Linked DNA regions of Homo sapiens: region 1 is linked to region 2. A link is an interaction called in ENCODE POLR2A ChIA-PET data of the cell type or tissue named here. Cell type or tissue: B cell. All regions are shown on one strand. Each heading gives the region's core, and the rest is flanking DNA. Links, peaks and the distances in the headings are about the cores only.

Evidence for each region. Peaks named below come from ENCODE experiments on the same cell type or tissue, not always from the same donor. Only the 100,000 strongest peaks of a DNase experiment are listed, where the experiment ranks them.
Region 1: POLR2A ChIA-PET joins it to region 2 with 5 read pairs; 2 of 35 experiments call an interaction of 5 or more read pairs at or near these places.

Annotation. Positions count from the first base shown.
Region 1 is chr20:32,520,159-32,535,901 of GRCh38, forward strand. It overlaps NOL4L (nucleolar protein 4 like), which reads right to left. Exons shown (of 11, transcript NM_001256798.2): 2 at 7,600-7,755; 3 at 653-764. LOC101929698 (a long non-coding RNA gene) reads left to right here. Exons shown (of 3, transcript NR_110619.1): 3 at 1-127. Among named protein-coding and RNA genes, the nearest start is that of NOL4L-AS1, 33 kb to the right of the region's middle. RefSeq lists enhancers at 4,373-9,153, 14,468-14,762 and a silencer at 7,137-7,310. In B cell, for the core only: no CTCF peak of the experiment used is centred there; a DNase peak (open chromatin) is centred at 8,411.
Region 2 is chr20:31,780,055-31,795,797 of GRCh38, forward strand. It overlaps TPX2 (TPX2 microtubule nucleation factor), which reads left to right. Exons shown (of 18, transcript NM_012112.5): 11 at 2,195-2,336; 12 at 3,651-3,867; 13 at 12,681-12,776; 14 at 13,794-13,970; 15 at 14,348-14,494. Among named protein-coding and RNA genes, the nearest start is that of MYLK2, 31 kb to the right of the region's middle. RefSeq lists enhancers at 5,566-6,065, 8,202-8,701. In B cell, for the core only: no CTCF peak of the experiment used is centred there; no DNase peak of the experiment used is centred there.

The sequences.
Region 1 (15,743 bases), core at 6,551-10,550, 740 kb after region 2:
ACCTGAAGTCCCAGCTACCCGGGAGGCTGAGGCAGAAGAATGGCATGAACCCGGGAGGCGGAGCTTGCAGTGAGCCGAGATCGCACCACTGCACTCCAGCCTGGGCGACAGAGCGAGACTTTGTCTCAAAAAAAAAAAAAAAAATTATCATCAGTACTCCGTGGGTTTACTTATCAGAGGCCACATGGGTGTGCACAGGGTGGAAACAAGCACCAGGGAAGATGTATCATTAACAGGTATGTGGGTGGGAGGATGCATGCACACGTCTCAGGGAGGGTACAGGCCAGACCCTCGTGCATGGAGAAGCAGTGGGAGGCATGGATGGAACTTTGAGAACGGGGCAGGCTGGCCATTCCCAACTGGAATCCGGCTGGGAGGAAAGGGGCTGGCCGGGGCCTTGCAAGGCAGGGGAAACATGTTGTTCACTTTTTTGTTTTGTATGGTTGGTTTTTAAGTGAAATTTGAGATTTAAAAAAAGTTAAACGAAACAAAACAAGGCGCTTTGGGCAGCACCACGGACCCATACTGGCCTCTGGGACTAGCAACAACAGCTGCTGGACACTTTTCTGTGCCAGCAAAAGCTGGCGTCTTCAGGGACAGTCCACTCTTAGATGGCCCCCGCCCTAGCCCTCCAGCACGCCACCCCTGCTACCTTTGGGTTCCAGGCCATTGGAGTTAAAGTGCATCCTCTTCTGACACTCCGTACAGCTCATCAGGAACCGGGTCACGGCCTCTCTCGGGAGGAAGGCATAGGTCTCTGCGATCTGGAGGAGAGAAGAGCTTCGCTTGTTATATGGATCTGTGGGGAGGCAACTTGGCCATGGGGTCACCAAGGTCTGAGCTTTGGTGGCAGGTGCTTCGGCTCTTGCAAGGAAAGTCAGGGATTTGAGGAGCAAGGGACAGGTGTCCTGGATTCTCAGCTGTGGCAATGAGACAGTACTTTTGTGGAAAACCATTTGTTTTAAAAATCGCAATAAAGGAGGTTAAAAATTGAAAAAGCAAACCCTTTAAACATTATCTAGTCTTTAACCTATATTCTAATAAGTAACATTCCTCAGAACATTTTATTGCTGCTACAAAAAAATGGGCTTACAAACATTGCTCTAGCGTAGGGTGAGCAGTTCCCCTCTTAGAGATGGATAGACTGAGACCCACAGATAAATTCACTGCCCCAGGCCCATACACAGAACCAAAGGTCCTACAAGCCATCTCCTGTGATCACTGACAGGTCAAGAACCTTCTTAGGAAGAGCTGTGAAGGGCTAGTACCAGGCATCAGACTTTTCAAACTAGACAGGCTCTGCAGGACCCCCATGTTCCAGGCAACTATGGCTTGGAGAGGTGAGCTGACTCCCCAAGGTCACAAGGAATTTTCAAGGCAGTGCCAGACTAAACCCCATGTTCCAGGTCACACCACTCCACAGTTGCCTCCAGAAGGCCTCCCCTAGTTGAGGAGGAGGACAGGGATGCAGAGGGCTGGGGGAGAGACACAAAGAAGGGAGGGAACATGAAAAAAGGGCTGGGTGGGGGAGTGGGGAAGAAGTGGCTGTGGGCCTAGGTGTCCAGCCCTTTCCTCTTGCTCTGGGTTTTGGAAAAGCCACTGACCCTGATTTAGCTGTCTGGTGGGGCCAAAGAGTCCCTTCAGTCCCAGGTTCCCTGGGCTGAGACTGCCCAGTTACTGGTTTTCCATGTGCTTCCTGGAGCCTGGGTCCTCCCGCACCTCTCCACTAAGGGGCAGCATCACCCAAGCGTTCCGCTGTCCTCGCCGCAGCCCGCAGCCGGGCTGGGAAAGTTGGCCAAGGGTGAGGGGCTGCTCTGCGCTGCGCTTGGCCCCGCCTTCCCACAGCAACTGCAGGGGTTTGCTCCTTTAGAAATGCACGAATGTCCTTCTCCATCTCTGTGATGGCTGGAGGGTAGAGGTGGGCTAGGGCGGGGCTGGGGAGTGGAGTTGTGGGGGGATGCAGAAGGCTTGGGGTGTCCCAGGCTGTGGCTGGGCTCTTGGAGGACCAGCTCAGGCACAGCTTCCAGCTCAGCCCACTGGCAGAGTCCAGGGGCCACTCTTGCCAGCTGCAAATGCGAAGTTAATTTTGGTGACACAATTGTTATTTCTCAGCTGATTTGATGCTCTGTGGAGCAGGCAGGCTCCTTGATGAGTTATCTCCCTTCCAAATTCCCTGTCTGATTGCCTTCCTCTGGAGGTCAGGGACAAGGGCAAACCCCAGTGTCTCTGACTGGAGCAGCGGATGGGAGAGCAACATCAGGGATGCAGCTGGTCCTTGTCAGGTGTCAGGTCCGAGGGATGGGGCTTTTCTGCCATGCACACAGAGAGCTTCATCCCTAGCCCAGGCCAGGATAAATGTGGCCACCACTCTACCCCTGGAGAGGGAGCCATTCCTGTGCCCTCAGTAGGCCAGGCAGCAAGAAGGGCCCTGCCCATCCTGTGTGCAGCCCTCAGCAGAGCAGCCCAGGGCTGCCTGGAAGTCTGGGGGCACGTTCCTCTCAGGCCAGCTGGGTCTGGAGAGAGATGTCTGGCTGAAGGGTGGCAGCTGCAGGAGCAAGTGTGCAGGAGGGAAGGGCGTGTGCTAGGCAGAGCAGAGGGCTGTGGCTGACTTGGGCCGACAGATGCCCCTCGGCTCCCCTGAGACGTGGCACCCTAGGTCAGGCCTCAGGAGAGCTCAGTGGAGGGCCCGGGGGAGGGTTGCACAGTCAGCTGGGAGAAGAGGGCCAGGTCCCTACCATGAGGGCAGCCCTACTAAGCTACCCAAAGCTTGCCTGCTCACCTGCCAATGGGCAGAGAAATATTTTTTAAAGGGCTCAGGGGGTCCTCCTGGCCTGGCTGCTCTGCTGAGGGCTGCACACAGGATGGGCAGGGCCCTTCTTGCTGCCTGGCCAGCTGAGGGAATAGGAATGGCTCCCTCTCCAGGGGTAGAGTGGTGGCCACATTTATCCTGGCCTTGGCAGGGACCCCAGCAGTGTGCAAAGGCTGGCTGGCGTGCCACAGGGAGGGGAGTGCTGAGCACACACCTTCTGGCCCTGGGTCCCATTGATGGGTGGAAGGGGAGGATAGAAGGCTGACAGGTGAGAAGTCCTTGGAACTGCCTGAGGGCCAGGGAGGGAAGCCCTGCCCCACAAGGCTGGATTGTCTGCAAGCCTGGCTTAGAGCTCCCTGGGGAGTCAATAAAGCGCAGAGTCCAGCCCAGCTCTGCACTGCCGTAGGGACCTGTATAGAGGATGACAAACCCTCCCCCTGCAACCTTCAGCAGGCATCTTCTGATTCATCTTCCTGGCTTGCCTGGGACCAGAAATGGGACCTCCATTTCTGATTGAGTGCACGAATGCCCAAGGCCACAGGACCACAGAATGAGTCGAAACCAGGAGGACAATCCTAGCAGATGCTCTAGTTAATAGGATGGTGGTTTTCAGATGGTTTTAGATTTAAGCTGCAGACCCTGTTCTAGAAATAGACTCATACACTGAAGCCCAAAACATGAAACAGATAAAGACAGAGCTGCTGTGTCTAAGGAGGGGAAGTTCCAGGACCCTTGTCCCTGCCCAACTGCCCTCCGCTGCCCTGGGCTGCCTGCTGCCTTGCTCCCCGGGCCTCCTGCCTGGACACTGAGTCCCGTATGTGAATTTGCCTTTCACATTTTTCCTGGTGGTAAAAAACAGGGACTTCACTGGCAGAGAGAGCAGGAGCTATTTGCAGAGTCGCTGACTTGCAAGGCCCCATTTCACTCCCCAACTCAGAGGCCAACAAAGACAGATGAGGCCAATTGGGGGGATTTGCACCACTTTACAAGATCCTCCTTCTGCCCTGAGGGTGGATTAGCACGTGGTGGGCCTGGAGCAGCTGCTGACCACATCTGGCCCCAACTCCAAAGTGGCCTGGGCAGCTAGATCCGGACTGTGGAACCCGATCTGACCTACCAGCACCCTGGGAGGGAAAAAGGAAGCAAAAGGGCTTGTTCCAACCCAGAAGGGTGCAGAAATCAGAAAAGCAGGAAGGCCCCTTGGAAAAAGGACTAGCCCTCTGTGTGAGTTCAGGAAACTCTGTAGAACCAGCTGGAGCCTTCCTCAAACCCTGGTGCTGGAGAGACCTCCGAGATCCTCTGCACCTCAGGTCACACTGAGAAGCTAAGTGAGACAGGGACTTCCTACTCGAAATGGGAATCCCTGCATTATCCATTGCACATGGCCATCTAACTCCAGCTCGAATACCTCCAGTTTCAGAAAGCTCATTGCCTGCCCTATCTGATCCACGGGTGGACAGCAGTAGATGCCAGAAAGCTCTTTTCCCTACCAAATAACACGCCTCATTTAGTGCACTGAAAAAGTCTGCCACCGCCCTGCCAGTCCTAACTCCTATAGTACCCTCCTAGGCCTGGAAAAATCCAGAGGGGCCCTGTGCCCTAGAGACTGTCAGGCAGTCTGAGGATTCAGCGTTGGCAAAACACAGAGATAGATCCAAAAAGTCCTCAGCCAGGAGCTTGATGCGTACCCCGTGATGCCAGGCTGTGCCCCTCTGCAGCCATCAGCAGGGGTTTCCTTGGGGGCTCCTTCCACAGGCATGGATGGGTGGGGGCCTCGTGTCTGCAGAGTGGGGCTGAAGAGCTAGGTATGGGTCGAGGAAAATGGGAGCAGATGAAGAGGGGCACAAAGGCATCCAGGCACCACCCCCTGCCCCCAAAAAAGGAAAAGGGTGGCATGAGAAGGGTGACAGATGGGGAGGAGAAGGGGAAAAGGAGAGGAGGCACGTAGGGGAGGAGGGAGGTGTGCCAGCCCCTTCGGCCTCACACCCACGGCAGGAGGGCCCTGGCCTGCTCAGCTCAGCCTTGGCCCTGCTGCTGAAATTCCAGCTCTGTGTGCAGCTCAGCTGGCTCAGTGCCAGTCATGTGCCAGCTCCAGGCTGGGCAGCGGGAAGTGGGGCACGCGGCAGGCATATGGACGAGAAGCCAGGAAGTGCAGAGCAAAGGGCTGGATGTCCGCTTGGCCCAGGGATGCAAGTGCTGGCAGAACCAGCTCAGCCCTGCCCTCCCCACAGCATGGAGGCCGCAGACCCCTGCCTTCCTAAACCGCCCAAAGAGTGCCTGTGGACGAGGCTTGATGCTGGACACCGAAGGGGCCAGGGAAACCACATGATCCAGCTGGCTCCAGCCCATCCGCCTGGACAACAGCAAGTCATAGGGCTTACTAGCTGACCACAGGAGGGTTGCAGAGAGGCAGGATGTGTGGTGGTCAGGGCACAGGCTCTGGGGTGGGTGGCCTGGCTCTGAATGTCAGCTGACTGACCTCAGGCAGGTTATGTGTTTCTCTGAGTCTCAGTTTTCTCATCTTAAAATGGAGGTAACAACAGCACCTGCTTCATGCATGCAACCTTCATACATGTGTAGGAAGTGCTGGTGTAGAGCACATGCTGACTGCTCAGCACAATGGTGAATTTTATTTATTTCTTTTTGAGACAGGGTCTTGCTCTGTCACCCAGGCTGGAGTGCAGTAGTACAATCATAGCTCACTGCAGCCTCAAGCAATCCTCCTGCCTCAGCCTCCCAATCAGCTAGGACTACAGGCACACACCACTAGGCCTGAATTTTTTAATATATTTTTTATTTTTATTTTTGGAGACAGAGTCTCACTCTGTCACCCTGGCTGAAGTGCAGTGGCATGATCCCAGCTCACTGCAACCTCTGTTTCCTGGGCTCAAGTGATTCTCATGCCTCAGCCTCCCAAGTAGCTGGGATTATAGGCATGCGCCACCATGCCCAGCTAATTTTTGTATTTTTAATAGAGGTAGGGTTTTGCCATGTTGGCCAGGCTGGTCTCACACTCCTGGCTTCAAGTGATCTGCCTGTCTCGGCCTCCCAAAGTGCTGGGATTACAAGCATGAGCCACCACGCCTGGCCCCAATTTTTTTTTTTAAGAGAAGGGGTCTTGCTATGGTGCCCAGGTTGGTCTTGAACTTCCAGCTCAAACAATCCTCCCATCTCAACCTTCCAAAGCGCTGGGATTATAGGTGTCAACCACCATGCCCCACCCACAATGGTAAATTTAATGCTGAGAAAATGTGGTCTTGTCAGTGCCAAGGGGCCCATGTGGGCCCCAGCCTGGGTGCCTCTTCCTTCTTCTATGATCCTCTGGTGGAAATACCCTCAGAACTCCCTTCCCACAAGTCACTTCCCAAAGCACACAGACCGAGAAGCAGGAGGGGCGGGGAGACCATCACCATCTCCTGCCTTCCTGGGCAGACACCTTGCCTCTCTGAGGCTCTTGGCACATGGGTCCATCCTTAAAATCCATTTAGGGCAAAAGCCATTTTCTGAGGACAAGGACTAACCGGATGGTTGCATTAAAAAAAAAAAAAAAAAGATGGGCCATAAGGGGAAATTATAGACTTTACAGCCACCTCCACGGTAGTCCAAAGCTATTTATACAAAGAACTTGGGGTGGGAAGTTTCACATCTGCCTTGGGTGGGGAAGCCCAGCCACAGAAGGGCATATCTCTAGAAGCTCCAGAGAAAGTCGGCATGGAGGACACTGGCTGACTGCAACTCAGCTGCCGTCTGACCTTGGACAAGTGACCCAATTCTCTGGGTCCCAGTTTCCTTAACTGTGAAATGGGTCCTCAGTGCCTCGGTCACAGGACTGCATCAAGGCTTGAATGAGCATGAAGGGCTTGGCTTTACTGGCTTCCCTGGGCACTGGACAAATGGTTCAGAGCTATGTATGAGCTGTGGATAGGCCCACATGTGGGTCAGCAGGAGATGGATCAGAACACAGGCAGGCCCCTCTGCAGGGTGAGGAGGGGCCTCTGGTCTGGCCAGTCCCATCTATTTCCACCTCCCTGGCATTTGTGATGCTTCCTGCCCCTAGGTTGCCTTTTTTGCCCTTATGCCTCCCCAAAGCGTAGAATGCCAGTACAGGTGTCACCTTCTCCACACAGTCCCCCGGGCTCATCTGTGTCTGGCGGTGCCTGTGCTAAATGCCCCTGAGCCTGGGTTCTTGCTCTCTCAAAGCGAGCCTTGGAGACATTTCTGCTTCTCATGTATCTTGTTTTTGCTCTCAGCCTCCCCACCCCAAATCCAATTGTGATCTCCTGGAGGGTGGGGAGCAGGTCCTTCGACTTCCCCTGGGGAACTCCCAGTCCTGACTTCACAGGATGAGCTCACACATAGGAAGAGCTCAGGACAGGCCTGGCATGCAGTAAATGCCATGCCATGAAGGCATTTGCTCCTCTGATTATTATCTGTCCCCAGCACCCCAGCCCCAGAACAGGCTGCAAGGGGCTGGGGGTGGTGTCGGGTGGGAGCAAGTGAAGCAGAAACGGGGAAGAGGAGGGCGCCTCCTGCCCTCATCCCTCTCCTTCCCTCCCTCTCACCCCCTTCAACCTGCTTTTCCTTTGTGCTCAGACCACAGATTCCCTCCCCTCGCCCTGTGAGCCATCTCTGGCTGCCGTGCCCTTGCCCTGTGCCCCCCTAGATCCCCAAAGGCCGTTTCATCACGCCTCAGCTCCCTGCCCCGCCCCCCAAGCCCAACATGTGCGGAGCCCGTGGCCTCCTGCCAAGGCCTGGGGCTGCCAGTGGAGGCAAAGAGACAGAAATCTCACCGCTCGGTAGGTTTTCTTCTGCCCAGCGTGCTTGGGGGCTTTGCCTGGCTCCGCTGAGCTCTCCACATGCATCGAGTAGATGATGTCAAAGAAATCTTCCACCACAGCGACCCGCTTCAGAGAGATGCCCTCTGGCTCCGACAGGCCATCTGCCCCCTGCGACAGGGTGGACAAGCTGTGTTAGTGTCAGGAATGATGGCGGGGTGAGAACTGGGCCCTGAGGCCGGGGCAAGGGGTCAGGACGGGCAATGCCTCCGACAGTGGGTCTTGGGGTGGGGAGGGGAGGGAGCCTACCGAGGGGGCTCCCTGGAGGGGGACGCCAGAGTCAGGGTGGCTGCAGCTATGAAATCTACCAGCAACAATGGGCAGAGAACGGCGACAACGAAAATACAAATTAAAAAACCAAGAGGCTCCATGTTCACAATTTCAGACAGATTGTGCCAGACTCGGGCGGGGAGCTCTTGAATCACACGCTGTGCCAAGACCATCCTGGAAGTCTCTGGGGAGGGGGGAGTGCTAAATAGATGCGGCCCCATCAGGAGCTCGCCAATTAGCAGTAACCTTTCACTGTGGGCCTGGGCTGGGGTCCCGGGGGAACAGCTCCGATCACCTGGGTGACTCCTGCCTCCGCCCTGGCCTTTCTGAAAAGCTTTTCGCGGCTGCCTGCCCTCCCCACTCCAGCAGCTGAGCGCCAGCAACGGCACCCGGGCCCTTTGTGTGTGGAGATGTACAGAATAACAGGCACGAGGCCACGAGGAGGTGGCAGGGCCGTGTGAACGGGGCGGCCGTGGGCCCCGAGCCTCTTATCAGGCTGGCTGAGTGGTGTCAGCTGGCCCGACTAGGTGTGCCAGGAGCAAGACGGGTCCTTCAATAGCAAACAGCTGTGGGGCTGACGCCTGCCCTCCCCTCCAGCAGGAAAGGGGGCTGCAGGGAAACCACAGGGCAGGAGGCTGGGGGTGAGGCCAGGGCCCGGAAGGGAACGGACTGCTGGGGAACTGCTCCGTGCAGGCAGTCCTCACAAGGGAGATACACAGACCCAGAGACACTAGGCTGTCAGCCACCAGCTCCTTCAGGGGAGTCTGTGGGGACGTTAGGGGGCTTTGAAGATCAAGAGCAAGCCATATGGAGGGAATTTGAGGGGAAAGGAAGCAGGCTTTTCTCTAAAAGTGCCCAAAAGACACATCTCCAAGAGAATTCTTCCCCAAAGGACCCCAACTCAAGGATGTCAGCAACAAGAGGATGTGGGCTTCGCCTGCTCCTTCTCAGCTCTCTCCAGCACTTACAACAGTGCCTGACACATAGTAGGTAGTCAGTAAATAATGACTGAATGACTGAGTGGTCATAAGTGGCAGCTGGGCAGGGTCACTTGGACACACTCTGCCATGGTTTGAATACGGCCCCATCATGGAAGTGGCCCTGTGACCCCGAGCACTTACTGTGCTTCGAGCTTCAGGCCCTTTATCTGTAAAATGGGGATAACAGAAGCCCCTTTCCCATGAAGAACTGAGTTGTGTGTGCAGCACTTGGCACTGAGCCTGGAGTACAGGGATTGCTAGATATTGTTATTAAGAAGTGCTTTGCAGTTCACCATGTTTCCCCCAGGTATGAGAGAGCCGAACACCGGGGCAACCCTCGGAGGTTGTTAGGGTCAGGACCTGCCTGAGGTACAGTGGCTGGTGGATGGCACAGATGGCTTCAGACCTTGGACTCTGTAGTCCAAGTAGAATACAGGCCACACTGGGAGGTGACGCTCGCTCACAACACGTTCTGGCACAGACAGGTCTTGGTTTCACCCAGTAGCTTTCTCGACACACCATGATGGCCGAACAGCAGTGTCTCTTCACCAGCAGCCCATTCAAGAGCAGAGAGCAGATGGGGGGCAAAGGGCATCTGGGATGTGGGGTCCCGAGCCCCACAGCTAGCGGGCAGTGTCCCTAAGTGGTAACCCTGGGAGGTGACCTCACTGGCCCCAACAAGGCCCTCTTGCCAGTGGCTTCCTTCCTGGTCAGAACCCATTTCAGTGGGACGTCTCAGATAGCACATATCTCTCTCTCTCTGTGTGTACAGGAGAAGCCACTTGCTGGTCCAGCTTCCTCGCTGTGAGATTATGGGCAAACCCTTCAACCTCCCCGAGCTTCATTTATGAGATGAGCTGTAAAGTTCCATGACTTTTCTGCTCTTAACCTCTCTCAGGAATCAATTTTACCTCTTTTGGGGAGTATCCCACCCCCTCCGACATCTCAGGCCATCTGTACGGGCTGATCAATGACTAACTTGTTCACTATTGACCCGTAAATGCCCAGCATTACAGGGCTCTTCATATACTGCCATGACAGGGTTGGGATGGGACAAATATTATGATAGGTCAGTTAGACTTTTAAAAAATTTTTTACTCAGCAAAGATATGGATTTGGGATGTACAGTTATAATACACTTCTAACCAGAGGTTCACATTGGTGAAAATAAACAAAATGAACCTTAAGAATGAATATAGCTGGTTTTGGCTGGGCGCGGTGGCTCACGCCTGTAATCCCAGCACTTTGGGAGGCCAAGGCGGGTGGATCATGAGGTCAGGAGATCGAGACCATCCTGGCTAACATGGTGAAACCCTGTCTCTACTAAAAATACAAAAAATTAGCCGGGCATGGTGGCGGGAGCCTGTAGTCCCGGCTACTCGGGAGGCTGAGGCAGAAGAATGGTGTGAACCCGGGAGGCAGAGCTTGCAGTGAGCCGAGATCGCGCCACCGCACTCCAGCCTGGGCAACAGAGCGAGATTCCATCTCAAAAAAAAAAAAATGAATATAGCTGGGTTTCTATTTGTTGATCTGGGCAGTAGTTATAGAAGTGTGTTCAATTTATTAAGTCATTAAATCTTAACACTTGGCCGGGAATGGTGGCTCATGACTGTAATCCCAACACTTTGGGAGGCCCAGGCAGCCAGATCACCTGAGGTCGGGAGTTTGAGACCAGCCTGACCAACATGGAGAAACCCCGTCTCTACTAAAAATAGAAAATTAGCTGGGTGTGGTGGTGCATGCCTGTAATCCCAGCTCCTCAGGAGGCTGAGGCAGGAGAATCACTTGAATCCAGGAGACAGAGGTTGCAGTGAGCTGAGATCACGCCATTGCACTCTAGCCTGGGCAACAAGAGTGAAACTCCATCTCAAAAAAAAAACAAAAACAAAAACCTTAACATTTATAATCTGTGTATTTCTGTATGTCTGATAAACTTTAATTTAAAAAACAGTTTTTAAAAAGGATATCATGGGGGTAGTTCCACTGAATTTTTAAATTCAGGTAAAATACCCATGCAGAATGTACCATCTTTACCATTTTTAAGTATAGAGTGAAGTCAGCCACATTTGGATCACCTGAATCCAGAGGCATAGCTCTAGAGGCTTAGCTGCTTAAAGGCCAATAGACCTCCCTGTTCAAAATTGTTTCAGACCAGAACACAGATATTTCTGGAAAAGGAAGGAGATAAAATTTTGTGGGAAGGAATGGAGAAAGAAAGCAATCTGATGAGGAGACAATATTTTATGTAGGTGAGATGGAAATTTCCCCCTAACCAGCTTGTGGGGGCCTTAGGTGGGTTACTTTATTTCTATACCTTTTTTTTTTTTCTTTTTTTTGAAACACAGTCTCACTCTGCCATCAGGCTGGAGTGCTCACTGCAACCTCTGGCTCCTGGGTTCAAACGATTCTCCTGCCTCGGCCTCCCAAGTAACTGGGATTAAAGGCGCCTGCCACCACACCTGGCTAATTTTTGTATTTTTAGGAGAGATGGCGTTTCACCATGTTGGCCAGGCTGATCTGAAACTCCTGACCTCAGGTGATCCATCCACCTCAGCCTCCCAAAGTGCTGGGATTACATGTGTGAGCCACTGTGCCCGGCCTATTTTTATACCTCTTGAAAGTCAGTTTCCGCACCTATAAAATGGGCCTAAAAAGTGCTAGTTGGATGTTCCAAGGATCAAGAATGTATGTCAGGCATCCAGCACATACAGACTTGGTTAATGTTCATCTCTTCCCTTGGACCCCTCTGAGTCTGGACATTTTGTGTTTAGGAATCTCCTCTTATCTCTGGTCCCTCTGACGCGTCCAGAGGGGACCCATGACAAAATGTGTCCCCCTCAGTAACACCCACCATCAGAAGAGATGCACAGTCTTATTTAATTCCTAAATAATATGCTAAGGCTCCCACAAACTTGGAATAAGCTTTCCAAAAGTCAAAGTGTAATTGACCAACCCAGATAAAAAAGCAAAACGTACTGTCCCATGTGGCCTGTCTCTTCCCAGCCTCCCACCTGCCCTCTTAGGTTGACTCTGGTAAACAACAGCTTTGCACCTGGTCCAATGTGACCATAAAATTAATCCCAGCAAAATTATTCAGGGAAGCAGTTTTCAGTTAGTTCCTTCTTTAAAAATTGATCACTTTCTCCCTTAATGTTCAAATTTGGGTCCTGTAATCCACCTATCTCTACAGCAAAGATTTACATAGGAAAGGAGAGGGCCTGGAGCGACCAGAACTCAAACCACGCAAGGGCTGCAGAGCCATACCTTGAACTGTCCTCTGGTGAGCTAGGGCCACCTGGATTCCATGTGTGCTACACCCTAGGGGAAGAACGCCAGGATGTCTACGTGGCCTTCAAGGAGAACCCTGAGAAGACAGCAACAAAGGGATCCGACAGTAGTCACGTGCCGCAGACATCTCTGCTATCCCTTGCATCCATGGAGGTAATAACCTTCATGCTAAATGCTGCAGGGGAGGCAGGCCTTCCCTAGCTAAGGATCCAGACAGTGCTGCAAGGGAAGAGCTGCTAATAAAGGAAGCAGAAAGCACCTTCCCTGTAGACTTGGGAAGCCCCTGCCATCCCCCTTCTGCCTGGTACCCAAATTAGCTTCATCTAATCCATTGCCCTAAGCAAACTGGACAGTGAATTGACAAAGGAAGTTCACTTTATCTATAGGCTGGATCAAGAAGGGACTTGGAGTCTCCTGCCTATCCCAGCTTCCTGGAAACACCTAGCAGGAGTAATGGAATGGAACCCTGTATCACCCCATGGGAAGAACCACGAAAAACACACAGTCACTTGTGTAGGATCAACCTCTGGGGCCTTCCTGCATGGAGAAGAACATTGCCATGGTAACACACACCATCCTTTCGAACCATCCAACCCCCAAACAGCCTGCCAGAGCCAGGCCAACAGAATCAGACATGGCAATAGTTTTAAAAATTTATGGAGAAGCTGGGCATGGTGGCGCATGCCTGTAGTCTCAGCTACTCAGGATGCTGAGATGGGAAGACCACTTGAGCCCAGGGGTTTGAGTCTAGCCTGGGCAACACAGCAAGACCCATCTCTAAAACAAAAACAAAAACAAAAAAAACCTACACATTTATGGAGCTACATTCTTGGACATCACCAGCTCCCTTAACACCAGCCCATTTGGGTTCTAAATGAAAAGCTAGGTGGCAAGTCATTGACAAAATCACCAAATGTCTACTTAAATACATCTGATATTTCAAAATATTACAGCAATGGTCCTTAGACCAGCAGCATTGGCATCACCTGGGAACTTGTTAGAAATGCACATTTTCAGGTTCCACCTTAAACCTACCAAATCTGATGTGCTGGGGGTTTTAACAGGCCCCCCCAGATGATTCTGATGCAAGACAGATTTTGAGAACTGCTGATCAGAATGTCTCCATGATTGAGCCAGGGAGGTAACTGTAGGAAAACAGGTATTGGCTCATTAAATATAGACATGCTCTGTGCTTCCTGGCCTAATATATTAATATTTTCATTTCCGATGAAGGCCAATTTTCCTAATGGTGAGAACAAAAGAATCTTATTGGGCAACATTAGTATAAATTCAACACATCTGCCCAGAGACTTAATGTGGATTATGGATAGAAAGAGCAGGAACGCCCTGCATCCTGACATCAGATTTTTAAGTCCTCCCTGGCAAAGTTAATAAATACTTAAGCAGGGCATCCCTTGGCAGGTCCTTTCTGGCTTCCTCGTTTTCCTCAGATGGATCTGAATGCTCAGCATGCTAATTCCCAGGCTGCAGACCTAAGAGGGGGATCGGCATGTCTTACCAGGCCATTAGACAGGCTCCTGCCGGGGCGACCTCAGGGAGCTCCTGAATCGGACTGAATCTTGCCTGTCTCCCCACATGAGCCAATTAAATGGACCCCTGCCCCTGATGGTGAAGTGAGGTCCAGTTGCTAATGGATTGCAGTTCTGTCATCTCCATTAGAGCTTCGAAGTCACTTGCTGGTAATAAGTTACATACTTATCAAGGTGGGATCACAGTTTTAGGCCACCAGGGTGCCATTTAGTGTGCCACCATCACTATATTAGTAGAGTGTGCCTTCCAGCAACGACGAGGCCATGGTTGAGAGGATGCGGCTAAATAGCGGAGACATTTCTCAACTGGGTTTCTCCGATGGTAGAAGAAAAAACCACAGAGAAAGGCCTTAGGATAGGCCTTCTGGTGCATTTCGGATCCAGCTCTTGACAAGGAATAAAAATCAACGAGATTGCTATTGGACGAGAAAGTCAGCCAGTAGAGCCCACCCCAAAGGAAGCAAATCTTTGGCTACCACGTGGGAGGGAGCCCAGGACTTCAGGGGGCTGATTGCACAGGCAAATGTGAGGATGCCGCTCCATCCCATCCAGGCCATCAAAGTGGCTGAGATCACAGACAAAAATTACCCTGCATATTAATTACTAGCATGCTCTTCCCAACTTCTGCAATCATGCCATTCCTCCTGTCCCCAAAACCCAGCCTTAATAAATTCAGTCAGGGCTGGGTGCAATGGCTCACGCCTCTAATCCCAGCACTTTGGGAGACAGAGGTGGGAGGATCGCTTGAGCTCAGGAGTTCAAGACCAGCCTGGGCAATACGGTGACCCCCACTCCCCCCACCCCCCGCCGCCAGGAGGTCTCTACAGAAAATGCAAAAAACCTAGCTGGGCGTGGCGGCATTCGACTGTAGTCCCAGGTACTCAGGAAGCTGAGGTGGGAGGATCACTTGAGCCTGGGGAGGTGTAGGCTGCAGTGAGTCATGACCGTACCACTAAACTCCAGCCTGGGTGACACAGTGAGACCCCATCTCAAAAAAAAAAAAAAAAAAGTCAGCCAGAACTGGAGTTTTAGAAGCTTCTGGGGGGATTCCTGTAAAGTCTCATTTCAGCTCCTGGTGGGGCTGAAAAAAGAAGCAAGGGGGAGGAGTCAGTCTCCTGCAAAGGGGCCCCACAGGGAAAGGAAGGAGGAGGTGGAGAGGAAATTGAAAACCACACTAAACTAAGAGAACAAAAAGAAAAGAAAACCAGAATGAAGACCATCACCCAAACACCCAGAAACCCTCTCTTCAGCATCCCCAAGAGAAGCTGTCATAATTTGTAAAGGGCAATCAGGTGATTGAAGAGAGGGTATTGCTTCACTGGGACAAAGGCAGTATTTTAATTTCTCTCGGTTCTGAATACTACCTACTGGGGACTGGAAATTGAAAAAAAAAAAAAAACCCTCCAAAATAGGAATTTACCCCAGAATTTTAGGACCCAAAGTTCCATTGAGCTTCGTAGGCCTGGATGGGGCAGAGGGATGGGACCACACTCTCCCCATAAATAAATAAATACATAAACAAGGCGCTGAGGACTCAATATAGCACCTGCCTCTTCTCCACCCTTGTGCACAATCTCCAACTGTTAGCGCGTAGCTGCCGCCGCCACCGCCACCACCGAGTCGCACCTGCCATCTGGAACAGGCCTCACATATTCCAAGACCTCCTTTCTGCTTCGCTGAACCTCCATCTTCTTTCAAATCACGCTGGGGACCAAAACGCACACCCCAGGCCACAGAGAAAGGTGCCTGGGACCAGCCCCTCAAACAACGGCGCTACATTTGAGGATGTCATCTCCTCCAAGCAGCTCTGAGTCTTTTTTCTCTTTCTTTTGGGTTTTGTTAACTCTGGGATGTCTGGAATGGGTGTAGGGGGAAGGAATGGGAAGAGAAAGGGGCACAGTGGGCCACAGTGCCCCCCAGTTAGAAGGAGAGGGGCTGGGGAAATGCAGATCCGAATGACAATGACTTATGAGGGCTGGAGGGAGGAGTACTGTCCAGCATCCCCGGACGG
Region 2 (15,743 bases), core at 4,675-8,674:
TTTTTTTTGAGACAGAGTCTCGTTCTGGGTGTCATCACCCAGGCTGGAGTGCAGTGGCGCGATCTCGACTCACTGCAACGTCCACCTCTTGGGTGCAAGAGATTCTCGTGCCTCAGCTTCCCGAGTAGCTGGGATTACAGGTGTGTGCCACCATGCCCAGCTACTTTTTGGATTTTAAGTAGAGACCAAGTTTTGCTCTGTTGGCCAGGCTGGTCTTGAACTCCTGGCCTCAAGTGATCCGCCCGCCTCAACCTCCCAAAGTGCTGTGATTACAGGTGTGAGCCACTGCGCCTGGCCAAGTACAGCATTTTTTAATATTATTATTATGTTCTAGTGGCCAAAATGATTTTGTTAGATTTTATAGTATGAAAATAATGAAATATTCTTCTTTATTCTAATGGAAATTTAAATATTAAGCATAACTTTTCAAATAATATATGACTCAGAGTCTGATATGTCCTGCTTTCAGAATACTAGTCCTGGCAAAAGGAAAGAGAAATTATATTATGCAATTTTTATTTAAAACTTTGTACAGTTACAGCTAAATAATGGTTACATGTATCTTTGAAACATGGCTTATTTCTAAAATAGATTTGGTTTTGATCTACCACTGTTATGTGACAAGACCTAAATTGAAAGATTCATTCTATATTAGTTATGAAAATTGACAAGGTTTCACTGGCCAGGTAAATTAATATTTTCAATGAGTGGTGGTGATGTCTTAATATTGATGCTTTAACATAGTTTTTAACTTTCTCCATTTGATTTTCTGTAAGATGTGGTCTTGATGCTTTTATATTGATTTCATAAAATTGGGAGTTTTCACTTGGTCTTCTTTTGTTATTTATTTATTTATTTATTTTCCTTCTTGTTTTGCTTTTTAGAGACAGGGTCTTGCTCCGTCACCCAGGCTGGAGTGCAGTGGCGTGATCATGGCTCACTTCAGTGTCCAACTCCTGGGCTCAAGCAATCCTCCTGCCTTAGCCTTCCAAGTAATTGGGACTATATATAGGTGCATGCCACCATGCTTACCTAATTTTTATATTTTCTTAGGAGACAGGGTCTCATTATGTTGCCCAGGCTGGTCTTGAGCTCCTGGCCTCAAGCAGTTCTCCTGCTTTGGCCTTCTAAATTGCTAGAATTACAGGTTTGAGCCATTCTGTTCAGGCTTTACTTGGTCTTTAGGAAGGCCTTATATCTTTTTTTTTTTTTTTTTTTTTGAGACAGAGTCTCGCTCTGTCGCCTAGGCCAGAGTGCAGTGGCGCTCATTTGGCTCACTTGGCTCACTGCATGCTCCGCCTTCCAGGTTCATGCCATTCTCCTGCCTCAGCCTCCCGAGTAGCTGAGACTACAGGCGCCTGCCACCACGCCCGGTTAATTTTTTGTATTTTTAATAGAGACGGGATTTCACCGTGTTAGCCAGGATGGTCTCGATCTCCTGACCTCGTGATCCCCCTGCCTCGGCCTCCCAAAGTGCTGGGATTACAGGCGTGAGCCACTGTGACCGGCCAGGAAGGCCTTATATCTTAAAGCTGGAATAAGCAAAAATTTTTTGTGTTAATAACAAGCAAAATAATTGGCATTGTCAATAGAAAGTATAGGCCTGGCCAGGCACAGTGGCTTAACGCCTATAATCCCAGCACTTTGGGAGGCTGAGGTGGGTGGATTGCTTGAGCCCAGTAGTTCAAGACCAGCCTGGGCAACATAGTGAAACCCTGTCTCTACAAAGAATATAAAAATTAGCTGGGCATGGTGGTGCATGCCTGTAATCCCAGCTGCTTGGGAGGCTGAGGTGGGAAGATCACCTGAGTCCAGGGAGGTTGGATTTGTAGTGAGCCTTTATGCCCCTGCACTCTAGCCTGGGCAACAGAGTGAGACCCTGTCTCAAAAAAAAGAAAGTCAGTCTAGGCCCGTGCAGTGATAAGGAACCTGTCAGACATGGATGGATTTTCAGTTCAGAAGATGACAGTAGAGTTTACCCAAAGGCTACCTTAGTCATACCCCTCAATAAAAGAGGAATAGGGGAGAAGTAACTGAATGTTGGTTGGTTTGACCAATGTAAGCTGAGCTGACTGTTGTGGGCCCACCACTCTGTGGTTGGTTTATCCCTCTCTGGGCTACATAGGTGAATCACCACTTACAAGTAAACTGGGTCTTGCGGATCTAGATGAACATCTGTCATCTCTGTTTACAGACCTGTTACCCTCCAAATCTTCTGTGACCAAGATTTGCAGAGACCCACAGACTCCTGTACTGCAAACCAAACACCGTGCACGGGCTGTGACCTGCAAAAGTACAGCAGAGCTGGAGGCTGAGGAGCTCGAGAAATTGCAACAGTAAGTCCCACTGGCAGTATCTGAGGAAGAGTTCCACGAACCTGCCTACTTTATTTTCAGTTCTGTTAGGGTGACAGTTGCTATTTTTCTTTCCGTAAAAATTTATGGCATTTGAGTAGTAGGCTCTGCAGGCTACGCCCCTGCCTATATGATTTAAGGACTATAGTGGGAATATGGAGATGTTCTGGAGTATAAACTGGTAAAAATTGAATCCAGGCTGGGTGTGGTGGTTCACACCTGTAATCCCAGTACCTTGGGAGGCCGAGGCAAGAGGATCACTTGAGTCCAGGAGTTTGAGACCAGCCTGGGCAACATGGTGAAACCCCATCTCTACAACAAATACCAAAAAAAAATTAGCTGGGCATGGTGGCATGCGTCTGTAGTCCCACCTACTAGGGGGCAGCCTGAACCCAGGAGGTCAATGCTTCAGTGAGCCAAGATCACGCCAATATACTCCAGCTTGGGTGACAAAGCGAGACTGTCTTGCACATACACACATACACACACACACACACACACACACACACACACACACACACACAAAATCTAATCCAGAGGTTGCAGTAGAAGAACTTACTTAGGATTTCAATTAAGGAATGCCCTCTAAGGTTAAGTTAGGTAGATCCCACCCTTTTGTGACTCCCCAAGGGATTGTTACAGCTATTATTAGTGGAGGGAAATGGAAACTTAGTGTGATTCGTAGCATTGGAGTTTATTTCCTGTATCCTTCTTCCATTCCTTTTTGTGCTTCTTTTGAGGAGGGGGAGCTTCTTCTGTGAAGTGAAGCCTCAATTCTTAAGTGGTAGGGATGTTAGGACTGTCTGATTTATTCTTTCTTCTTTTATTCTTTTATTATTTTTTATTTATTTATTTTTTTTGAGATGGAGTTTCGCTCTTGTTGCTCAGGCTGGAGTGCAGTGGTGCCTCTAAGCTCACTGCAACCTCCGCCTCCTGGGTTCAAGAGATTCTCCTGCCTCAGCCTCCCTAGTAGCTGGGATTACAGGTGTGCACCACCACGCCCAGCTAATTTTTGTATTTTTAGTAGAGATGGGGTTTCACTGTGTTGGCCAGGCTGGTCTTGAACTCCTGACCTCAAATTATCTGCTCACCTTGGCTTCCCAAAGTGCTGGGATTACGGGCATGAGCCACCGTGCCTGGCCCATTGTTTTTCGTTTTTATTTATTTTATTCTGTTGTCCAGTCAATGGGAGCATAATCTTAATGATTACTATTCTTTGTGGTTGGCTTACTTTGTTTGTGAAGTTTTCATTTTATTAAAATTTTTTTTGTGGTTATTTAAATTTTCACCTTACAGATACAAATTCAAAGCACGTGAACTTGATCCCAGAATACTTGAAGGTGGGCCCATCTTGCCCAAGAAACCACCTGTGAAACCACCCACCGAGCCTATTGGCTTTGATTTGGAAATTGAGAAAAGAATCCAGGAGCGAGAATCAAAGAAGAAAACAGAGGATGAACACTTTGAATTTCATTCCAGACCTTGCCCTACTAAGATTTTGGAAGATGTTGTGGTAAGGTTGAGGCTATGTGTGCTGGCAGAAGTGTACTGCTCATGACCAGATATCCACCCATTCACACAAAAGTTTGGGTAGATATTATGAGCAGGGCATCATATTAGGAACTGCAGGTGATAAAGAGACTTATCGGAAGTGGATTTTGCTTTTAGTTAACTCAAAGTCTGGTATGGGAGACAATATATGTGTGAATAATAGAAAATGGACAGAAGTGTTCTGAGAGAGATGACAGTTAAAATAGGAATTCAGAGGAGAAAATGGTTTCTTCCAGATAGAAAGTTCAGGGTGTGCTTTGTAGAGAGGCACATTTGACCTGAGCCTTGACGATGTACTGTAGTAATAGTTATTGTGTTGCTATTGTTGTCATAATAGCTGACAATTTTACTGTGTGCCAGGACTGCTCTAAGCCCTTTTCATATATTAGCCCATTAGTTTTGACAACAACCCCTTTAGGTGGGTTATTTTATCACCTGTTTCAGATGAGGTAACCGAGGCACACAGAGGTTATGTAGTATTCCTAGAGCACTCAGCTAGTACATGGTGGAGCAAGTAAGAGTTCAGACACTCTAGCTACAGAGTCTGTGATCCTAATACCTCATTATATGCCTCTCCATTACATGATAGAATTTTGACTTGCAGAAATGCAAATGGACTGGATTGGCAGAACATTCCAGGCAGTAGGAATTACATGATAAAAAGCCTGACGGTGGGAAACAAGAAGCTTCTACTGGGAGCTGTTAGTGGGTCAGTTAAGCTGGAGAAAAGTTTATCAAGAGCCACTGGAAACTGTTTCAGAGAAGTGAGTTGTAGTTTGATAATAGGCTCACAACCACAAGTTTAGAGAAAATGTGCAATCAGGAAGCAAGGCTACAGTCAGAGAATAAGCAATGGAGTTAAGCACCTGCATAAATGCGAAAGCGGCTTTTAGTTACATTTCAGTGCAGATGAGGACCTCACCCGCCGCCACTGGTTTGGATTGCCTGGATTGATGCAGGTCCGGGATAACTCTAGAAGCACTCTGTTTTCCTATCTTCTTTCTTTTTGCTTGCTTTAGAGTCACCATGCTTTTAGGGGAAACTGCACCAATGTATTACCTTTGACTGAGTACCTAGTTTTGTTTATTGTATTTTCTTAGCACTAAATCAGAAGCAACTTGAAGTTATATTTTCCAGGCTTTACAAAAATCATGATTATGCTTAGAAATGGTTCTCCTCCCTGATACCTACTTTTGATTGAGAGCTTTTTGCGTGACTTCTGTTCACGATGCTTTTTTTTCCCTGCCATGATGCATATGTACTATATGCCAAGCTCTGTTACAATAAACTGTTAAGAAATCTTCCCCCACCCAAGTGATTAATCTCCAAGGGCTGTGCCTTCTTTGTCTTTACCCATTGAGGAAACAGTGTTGTGAATACAACAAGGGAAAAGTAGGTTATATGCAAACCTCAGAGTTGTAGAGCCAGAAGGGCTCAACGTTTAGTTTTACATACAAGATAATGGAGCCCCAGATAAGAGAAATTATTTCTTCAGGGTTTCTATAACACTCTTTTGGCACCTTGCTTTTGGTTTTTTGTTTTGTTTTTTTTTTTTGAGTTGGAGTTTAGCTCTTGTTGCCCAGGCTGGAGTGCAATGGCGTGATCTCGGCTCATGGCAACCTCCGCCTCCCGGGTTTAAGCGATTCTCCCACCTTAGCCTCCCGAGTAGTTGGGATTACAGGCGCATGCCACCACGCCTGGCTAATTTTCGTATTTATAGTAGAGACGGGGTTTCGCCTTGTTAGCCCGGCTGGTCTCGAACTCCTGACCTCAGGTGATCCACCCGCCTTGGCCTCCCAGAGTGCTGGGATTACAGGCGTGAGCCACCGTGCCTGGCTGGCACCTTGCTTTTAATAACATATTTTCCTCCAAGCTTTTCCCCCTACCTAAGTTTTTGTTTTTATTTATGTACCACTCTCTCAATTTGTCCTATATCCTTGTACCTTACATACCAATATTATTATTTTAAAAATCAACTCACTTTGTAACCTAACGTAAATTTAAAGGGAACTTTTAAATAAATATGTAAATGGAAAACCAGTACCTTTTGCCACAAATAACACAGCAATAATAGCTAATACTTATATAATGCTTATTACATGCCAGGTCTTTATTCTAAGCTTTTTACATTTATATAATAATGCACTTAATTCTCACAACAACCCTATGAGGTAAGCACTGTAGGTACTTAATCCATTTTACAGTTAGGAAACATAGAGGTTAAATAACTTGCCCAAAATCACAAACTAGTGAGCGGCAGAGCTAGCATACGAATCTTAGGTGATATGATTCCAGGGTCCATGCTGTTATATAAAAATAGAGGTTACCTTTTAAAATAGAAGGTTCTTAGGAAGTATGTGCTTATTTAAAAAAAAAAAAAACAACAGTCTACACCTCACCTAAGATCCTTTCTCATAGCATCAGTCACACCTGAACTACTGTTTTTTTTTTTTTTTGAGACAATCTCACTCTGTTGCCCAGGCTAGAGTGCAGAAATGTAGTGGTGTAATCTCAGCTCACTGCAACCTCTGCTTCCCAGGTTCAACCAATTCTCATGCCTCAGCCTCCTGAGTAGCTGGGAATACAGGCACACACCACCATGCCCAGCTAAGTTTTGTATTTTTAGTAATGACTGGGTTTCGCCATGTTGCCCAGGCTGGTCTTGAGCTCGTGGTCTCAAGCAATCCACCTGCCTTGGCCTCCCAAAGTGCTAGGATAGTAGGCGTGAGCCACTGCACCCAGCTGAACTACATTTTTGAAAACACTGATTAGGAAATTGGTTTGTCAGTTGTGTGTACTCTAGAAATGCTAGGGTGAAGTAGTAAGTAGGGAAGGGTGACCAGAGTTCATTAGGAGTTAGTTGAGATCTTAGAGTAGTTGGGTACCAGGTTATACCTGTGAAAATTCTGTGTAAACAGATCTGCAAAGCACTAGGTAAGGTGTGACCGAATTGATACGATTTGCGGAATGGAAGTGTTTGCCAAATCCAGCTGGTTCTCAGAATCCTCTGGGGCTCTTATTACATAAACAGATTTGTTGGGTACATCACAGAGGGAGCCCAGATAAAGCACTGAGTATGGTGCCTGACACGCAGTAAGCAGGGGTATTATTAATAGTAATTGTCATTTTATTGAGTGCTTACATTGTCCTGAGTACTTTATGTAGATTGTCTTATTTATGTCTGATTACACTTCTAAGAGGTGGAGTCTATACTTATCCCTATTTTTCAGACAAGGGAATAAACACTGAGAGGTATCTAGTATGCAGAACCAGAATCTGAGCCCATCATCTCCTTAAACACTGTATTATTGTACCCTACAATGCTTACTGTTATCATATTTATTTTGGCAAATGAGGTTTCTGAGTTTGACACTGGCTGTTTGCAGGTTTCCCTACTAAAATTTCCAGTGATTTGACTTCAACTCTTGGTTTCTAGAGAAGCATAGCATAGGAAGAGATGTTAGATGTGTTTTCTTCTACCCGCTTCACTTTTCAGAAAGGGAGGTTTTGAAAGGGGTGCAAACCAAAAAGTATGAGACAGGTCTCAATCAATTTAGAAGTTTATTTTGCTAAGGTTAAGGATGCATGCCTGGGAGACAGGTCTGTACCTTTCTCCAAAGATGATTTTGAGGGCTTCATATTTTAAGGGGAAAGGGTGGATAGTGGGGAAAGGGGAAGAGATTTTGAAAAGGTATGGGTAGGTAAGAGGCAAATGGTTGCATTCTTTGTTCACATGTGAGAGGGGGTAGAGGAATAGTTACTTATGCATTCATCTAGTTCAGTGAATCTGCATTTTTACATAAGATAATTAGGGCAGAGGAAGCAATCAGATACGCATTTCTCAGGTGAGCCAAGGGATGACTTTGAGTTCTGTCCTTTGTCCTGTACCTGTGAAGATAAGCTATCAATTTATATTGTCAGGGTGAAATTCAACAGAACTGTTTTAGGGTGAAGAACTTGGGGCCCCCAAGGAATTTTCAAGTGGGCAAATTGTGAGGGAGGTATGTACCTTTTTCATCTTTGAATGGGAGGCAGGTTTGCATGTTGAAGTTCCTAGCTTGACTTTTCTCCTTGGCTTACTGATTTTGGGGGTCCCAAGATTTATTTTCCTTTCACAGGGGATTATAGCTTGCCTATGGAAACATTTAAAAGAAACATTTATAAGAGAGTAAGTCGGCCAGGCGCGGTGGCTCACGCCTGTAATCCCAACACTTTGGGAAGCCAAGGTGGGCTGATCACCTGAGGTCAGGAGTTGGAGACCAGCCTGCCCAACATGGTGAAACCCTGTCTCTACTAAATACAAAAAAAATTAGCCGGGCGTGGTGGCAGGCACCTGTACTCCTAGCTACTCAGGAGGCTGAGGCAGGAGAATTGCATGAACCCAGGAGGTGGAGGTTGCAGTGAGCTGAGATTGCACCACTGCACTCCATCCTGGGCAACAGAGCGAGACTCTGTCTCAAAAAAAAAAAAAAAAAAAAAAGTCTTTGAACTTCTAGTGTTGGACTTTTACAGCAGAATTTAAGAGCCCACCTTCCAGAGCCTGATGCAGCTTGTCTGTCTGATGCTTTTGTTCCCCATCCACGTCCCCCCCAGTGCTGAAGCTGTTTCGTGTGTCCTTACAGTGTTTCCTCTGCACTTCCACTTGTGGTTGATAAGTGGCAGGGGGACAATAAATAGAGTTGATGAAAGATGGGCTTGGGCAGCAGTGGGCCCAAGTGAGGCAGAAATGAGAAAAGGACTCCTGGGGCAGAGGTGGAGTGACAAAGCCTTGAGCACGAGGGTGTGAAATGTGAACTTGGTGCTGACCTCTATTGGGCAGCCGGGGCACCACGGAGGTGGATGTGGTGTCAGTGAGACCAGTGAGTAATTTTAGCAGAGATACTTTAGGGATGACTTGGGGAGGGCAGCAGGCTTTTTTAAAATATATATACTTCCCAAAATAACATTGCTTCAGAGTAGTTTCCTAACTGCCCTGGGACAGGCCTGAGATCCTGTCCCAGGGTACTTGGGGGGCACATCCTGTCTTAGGGAGAGGTATTCACCTCCCCATTCCCATCCCCAGTCCTGGCTGCTTTTCCTAAATGCATCATTTATCCACCCACATTGCCCCATTCTAACCACATATCACCTCTTTAGAGATACCTTCCCCTTCATTGAGGGAGCATCCCTCTAATAACCATTAGCTCCATATTCTGCTGGGTTTCTTTAGAGCACTTGTGAAAATTTGGAAGTATTTAATTTGTTAAATCTTCATTGTCTCTTTCCTCCATTAGAATGTGAGCTCCCTGAGAACAGGGACCGTGTGTATCTATATTATTCACTCTGTATCCCTAGCCCCTAGCATAGTGACCACCACAGCACAAGCACTCTGATATCGGATAACTGAGTGAGTAATAGTAGAAGCTGACATGCACCTAGACACTAGGAATTCAAAGATGGTATAAGACACGGCCCTTGTCCTCAAAGCTTTCATAGTCTGGTAGAGCATATAGATGTGTAAATGAGTAAATATGGTAATATTAACCAACATATGTTCATTGAACAGTTACTACGGGGTCTTCTAGTAGGTGATATGGGAAGACAAAAGAATGCAAATGACAATATTCCAGTCCTCAAGGAGCTTATAATTTAAAAAACTTAAAATAGCAAAAACAAAAAAAAACAAAAAAAAACTTTCTTTGTTTCTGTAAACCCAATTTTCTTTTCATTATTTCTAATCGAGCCCCTAGTTAACTTTGATGGAAGGGGGGCTGGGGTGTGAGTGGATAGTTGCTGCAAAGATGATTTTCATAAATCATCTTTTCCTCTCCCCCAACTAATTAAGAGATTGAGCTCACTCATACATATCTCCTTCATGGCCTACTTATTAGAGGTTTCCCTTGCTTCTCTTTTAAAATGCAGACATTTCTGTTGGGTGAATGCAGAGAGAGGGAATTATTTCAGAACTAAATGAATCCTCAATTACTTATTTCAATTACTTTATTTTATTAAAAAACCCCAAGGCCTAGAAGGATATCTGATGTGTTTAAGGTTATACAGATTGGAAGCAGAGCTGGGCTGGAACAGACAGACCCGTGGCTTCTTGCTCACTATTTGTCTCTCTTCCACTTGCCCCTGGTGCATTCAAGCAAGATGCTAGTGTCCACATGTCTATAGAAGAGCAGATTTTGTTGTTGTTGCTGTTTTATGGTAAACATCATTTGACAACCCATTTCTTGGAGTTTTGTCACTCTGAATACAAGATCTGCTATATTGGATTTCACTATGCTAATGATTCTAGCATTCTTTAGAAAACATATAAGAAATTTCACAGCAGAATGAGCATTCTCAGTGGTCACCTTGAGAGACTGTAAATCCCTTCCAATGATTGTGATACTGCAAAAAGCATTTTGGAAAAGCCATGCATCTTGAATCCTGAGATGAGCCTTTGGGATCCCTCCCAGGATGACAAATCTTCACGTGTATTTTAAACATTAATTTGCTTTTAGGATCTAGTCTAAGGTTATTTGGAACTAAAACTTCTGAGTAGTCCAAGATAATAGAGGTGTAAACTATTTGTTAAATGAATAGTAAAGATTGAGCAACTGTCTTGCATGGTCCAGAAAGTGCCTTTGAAAGCCACTCCAAGAAAGACATTCCAAACATGTTTCGAACGGTTGCAGCATTGTTGGGATTAAGGAGAAGGCTCCCAAGGTATCCTCCTAGAGTCCAAGGTATAAATTCTGTTACTCATGTGTTCATTCATTCTTACTGCATTCATTCAACAAACATTTACTGAGTGCTTTATACTTGCCAAGGTCTATGTTAGGTACTTGGGTCTGATGGAGTAAAATAGTCTCCATCCTCGAAGCACTCAGGCTAGCAGGGGGAAATGAACATCTAAATAAATAAGTGCAATTAAGTTTTGTATGGACTGTGATAAAACCATATACAATGGGATAAAGGGGTCAGTTCTGTAGGTCCTGGGAGTGGAGAGATCTATTGAAAGGCTTTATAAAAGAGGAAAGGCTTTATAAAAGTGGAGGCTTGAAAAGATGAATTGGGTGCTTTCAAGCAGCCGGGGCATTTCAGACAGAGAAAGCACAAGCAAAGGTAATGAGATAGGAACCATTTGGGGAGCGATCAGTAGTTCGTTGTGGTTGCAACGTGATATGTAAGGAGGGGTGAGAGGTAAGGCGGGAGAGTCAGGAGGGTACCAGATTAATGCTACTACTAAGGAGGCCATGAAGGCGATATTTATGAGTGAGATTCAAGCAAGTGCCTTGTGTTTCACGAAAAGGAATTTGTTATGCTGTTGTAGGTAAGCAATAGGAGCCATTAAAGAATTAATTTTTTTTTCTTTGAGACGGAGTCTTGCTCTGTCGCCCAGGCTGGAGTGCAGTGGTGCGATCTTGGCTCACTGCAAGCTCCGCCTCCTGGGTTCACGCCAGTCTCCTGCCTCAGCCTCCCGAGTAGCTGGGACTACAGGCACCCGCCACCATGCCCGGCTAATTTTTTTGTATTTTTAGTAGAGACGGGGTTTCACCGTGTTAGCCAGGATAGTCTCGATCTCCTGACCTCGTGATCCACCCACCTCTGCCTCCCAAAGTGCTGGGATTACAGACATGAGCCACTGCACCTGGCCTAAAGAATTTTAAGTCAGGAAGTAATGTGATCAAATGTGTTTTAGAGTAATAATGTGGACTACATGCAGACAATGAATTGGAGGAATGAGTTGTGGAGCTGAAAGACTGTTAGGAGACTAGCAGAATGGCACAGGCAATAGCTGAAGTAGGTCTGGCAATGAAACTTTAGGGAAGAGCAGAATAGAGAGCTGATGGGGGCAGGATGTGGACACGAGTGTAACAAGAAATTACTGAGGTTTTGTTTTGTTCTTAATCGATCTGGCCGTACACTTCATTCAAAACAGCAGCCAAGAGATACCATTTTGCAGTTAGGATTAATTGCCAGATTTGTGATAGAATATAAACTCTGTGTGAATCAAAAAATGCTGTGGAACAACTCTCTAAAATGTGTTAGTTTTAAATTATGTGCACAATATGATACATGTCATTTATTCCACAACGATTTGAAATGTTAGCAGTGTTTTAAAATCATTAAGGAAAAATCTTCAGGGTAGTTGAATGTGTTGGAATTATGAGATATAAGGCTGGGTACAGTGGTTCACGTCCGTAATCCTCACACTTTGGGAGGCCAAGGCAGGAGATTGCTTGAGGCCAGGAATTTGAGACCCATCTCTACAAAAAATGATTAGCTGGGCAAAGTGGTGCGCGCTTGTAGTCCCAGCTACTCAGGAGGCTGAGGTGGGAGGATCACTTGAGCCCAGGAGGCAGAGGTTACAGTGAGCCGAGATTGCCCCATTGCACTCCAGCCTGGGCAACAGGGTGAGACTCTGTCTCAAAACAAACAAACAAATAAAAGGATTATGAGATGTAGAAAATTAAATTTCTCTCTTAATTCACCCTCAAAGAGATATGAGAGTTGACAATTTGGTGTTCTTTCCCTTTTATGTTCTTTTATTTTCTGTGCTTAGATTAATTATATTTTAAAAACTCAAAAATATCATTCTAGGCCATGTGCAGTGGCTCACACCTGTAATCCCAGCACTTTGCGAGGCCAAGGCAGGAAGATTGCCTGAGCCCAGGAGTTTGAGACCAGCTGGGCAACATAGTGAGACCCTGTCTCTACCCAAAGGGGAAAAAAGGATTTAATCTTCTCATACAGCTTAGTGGAGATCATTTTGTGATATCTAATTGAGTTGCTTACTCCTTTCAGGGTGTTCCTGAAAAGAAGGTACTTCCAATCACCGTCCCCAAGTCACCAGCCTTTGCATTGAAGAACAGAATTCGAATGCCCACCAAAGAAGATGAGGTGATTCCCTGGGAGTAGGGGGGTTCTTTTTCCTTCTATATAGTCAGTCAATCTAAGCCTTATCATTTATTAATCTTAATGGAGTTCAAAGGCAACCACTCTTTTTTGGACTTGTCTTTAAGAATGGGTATGAACATTTGTTCATTTTTTTTGTTCCTCCAAGAACAAAGTAATTGGTAAGGGTATGAATTTTCTGCTCTTAGTGATAACTAGTTACAATTTATGGAAACAGTAAGGAGCAGTTAAGCATTGGAGGCTTGTCTGCTGTAGCATTGAAAATCAGCTGCTCTTTGTAACATGGATCAAAAGTTGCACTTTATTTTGCCTTAGATTGTCACTATTCAGTGATGGACTTTGAAAATTCATACTAAGCAATTACATCCACCTTGTCCTATCTCCGTTAACCCAGAGGAGTTGCAAAGGTGACTGTGGTGATCGTTTATGGAATTGTAATATATAAACTGTCATTGGTCAGGCCAGTTTCTTGTTACATCTCCCATTTTATCTATAAATATCCAGAGTTAGGGTAATTTTATAGCAGATTGCAAGCATAAGCCTTTTTATAGGTTCATTTGAAACTAAAATACGCAGTAATCTTGTGTTACCAGCTTGAACCCAAACAACTTGGGTTTGGCAATCCTATTCTGGGTTTGGCAACCATTAAGTCCCAGTCACATGTTTTAATGAAGTCTAGAGGCTGGGTCAAAGAAGAGACTAAGGTATATGCTTGGTTGGGACCGATCTTCTGATGTTCATTTTATTCATAATGTTAGATCTTATTTAGTTTTTACAACATTCCTGTGGAAAACTAGATCTTTTAAGAGTAATTGTGTTAGCCCTTGGTGGTAGATGACTTACCTAAGTCATCATCCTTCTTGGATAGAAAAGGAAGCTAAGACTTCCTTTAATTTTGTTTTAATTAATGCCACATATTAATATAATGTCTTCTGACTCCACATTCTGGGGAAGTTGGAGAGAGTGAGGAGTCTTATTTCTAAACTGCAATTTTTTCCCTAGGAAGAGGACGAACCGGTAGTGATAAAAGCTCAACCTGTGCCACATTATGGGGTGCCTTTTAAGCCCCAAATCCCAGAGGCAAGAACTGTGGAAATATGCCCTTTCTCGTTTGATTCTCGAGACAAAGAACGTCAGTTACAGAAGGAGAAGAAAATAAAAGAACTGCAGAAAGGGGAGGTAGGTGTTTCCATTTCTGCAAGTAGTGTAATACTATTCTTTGATCCCTCAAAGACAGTTTTTTCTGTAGCACTTTTAACTATAAAATCACTGACTTCTTTTGATCTTTCTAAGAACCCTATAAAATATAAATGGGACAAGTAATTTAAATAATCCTTCTGGCACAAGGAGGTTAAGTGACTTGCCTCTGATCACACTGCTGGTTATAGGCAATATTAGGAGGAAAGCCTAGATTTCCTTTTGAACCCATTATTCATTCTTTCATGCTGCTTTGAAAGGTTTCCTTCCTTATTTTTCAGATTCTTCCAGATATTCTGGAGCAGCTATTGCTTTCCAGCTAGTCTTTATCTTAAACCTCATGTTTTCTTTTCTGTTAGGTGCCCAAGTTCAAGGCACTTCCCTTGCCTCATTTTGACACCATTAACCTGCCAGAGAAGAAGGTAAAGAATGTGACCCAGATTGAACCTTTCTGCTTGGAGACTGACAGAAGAGGTGCTCTGAAGGCACAGACTTGGAAGCACCAGGTAGGGGATGGGGAGAGCAGCCAAAATGTTAATTGCTTGGTTGGTTGATTGTACAGGCAGACCCACCATACTGAAATCACCTGGGTTAACATGCTACATTGTTTCAGGGGCTCTCACTGTAAATCAGGGGTCAGCACATTATTTCTGTAAAGGGCCAGATAAGAAATATTTTAGGTTTTGTAGGTTACATATGGTCTCTGTCGCATAGTGTGTGTGTGTGTGTGTGTGTGTGTGTGTGTGTGTATGTGTGTGTGTACGCACACATTTTGTTGTTGTTGTTGTTGTTTTTTGAGACAGAGCCTTGCTGTGTTGCCCAGGCTGGAGTGCAGTGGCACAATCTCGGCTCACTGCAAGCTCCGCCTCCTGGGTTCACGCCAGTCTCCTGCCTCAGCCTCCTGAGTAGCTGGGACTACAGACGCCCACCACCAAGCCTGGCTAATTTTTTTATATTTTTAGTAGGGATGGGGTTTCACCGTGTTAGCCAGGATGGTCTCAATTTCCTGACCTCGTGATCTGTCCGCCTCGGCTTCCCGAAGTGCTGGGATTACAGGTGTGAGCCACCACACCCAGCTACATGTTTTCAACTCTTTTTTTGTTTGGTTTGAGACAGAGTGTCGCTCTGTCACCCAGGCTGGAGTGCAGTAGTGCGATCTCGGCTCACTGCAACCTCCGTCTCCCAGGTTCAAGTGATTCTCCCACCTCAGCCTCCCGAGTAGCTGGGATTACAGGCGCGTGCCACCACGCCCAGCTAATTTTTGTGTTTTTAGTAGAGACAAGGTTTTGCCATGTTGGCCAGGCTGGTCTCAAACTCCTGATCTCAAGTGATCTGCCCACCGTGGCCTCCCAAAGTGCTGGGATTACAAGCATGAGCTGCTGTGCCCAATCAACTCTTTAAAAATGTAAAAACCATTCTTAGCTCAAGCGCTGTCCTAAAACAGGTTGCAAGCTGGATTTGGCCTGTAGGCCAGAGTTTGCTGACCCCTGCTCTAAGTGATCACCTGGGAATGTCCCCTGCTCCAAGTGATCACCCGGGGAATGTGGGAACCGACAGGCTTTTCTGGAGTTGGGAGTTTCTTTAAGATCTTATCTATTCCATCTATTAGACTCATTCATTGTGTTTATTCCTTTCTGTTGATGCATTGGTAAGAAACAGTATGGGAGAATAGATTGAAATATACAATGCTGTTTTCTCAGCATGATGTGCTATTTGCTCTTTATAAATGACAGGTGATTTAAAACAATTAATTGG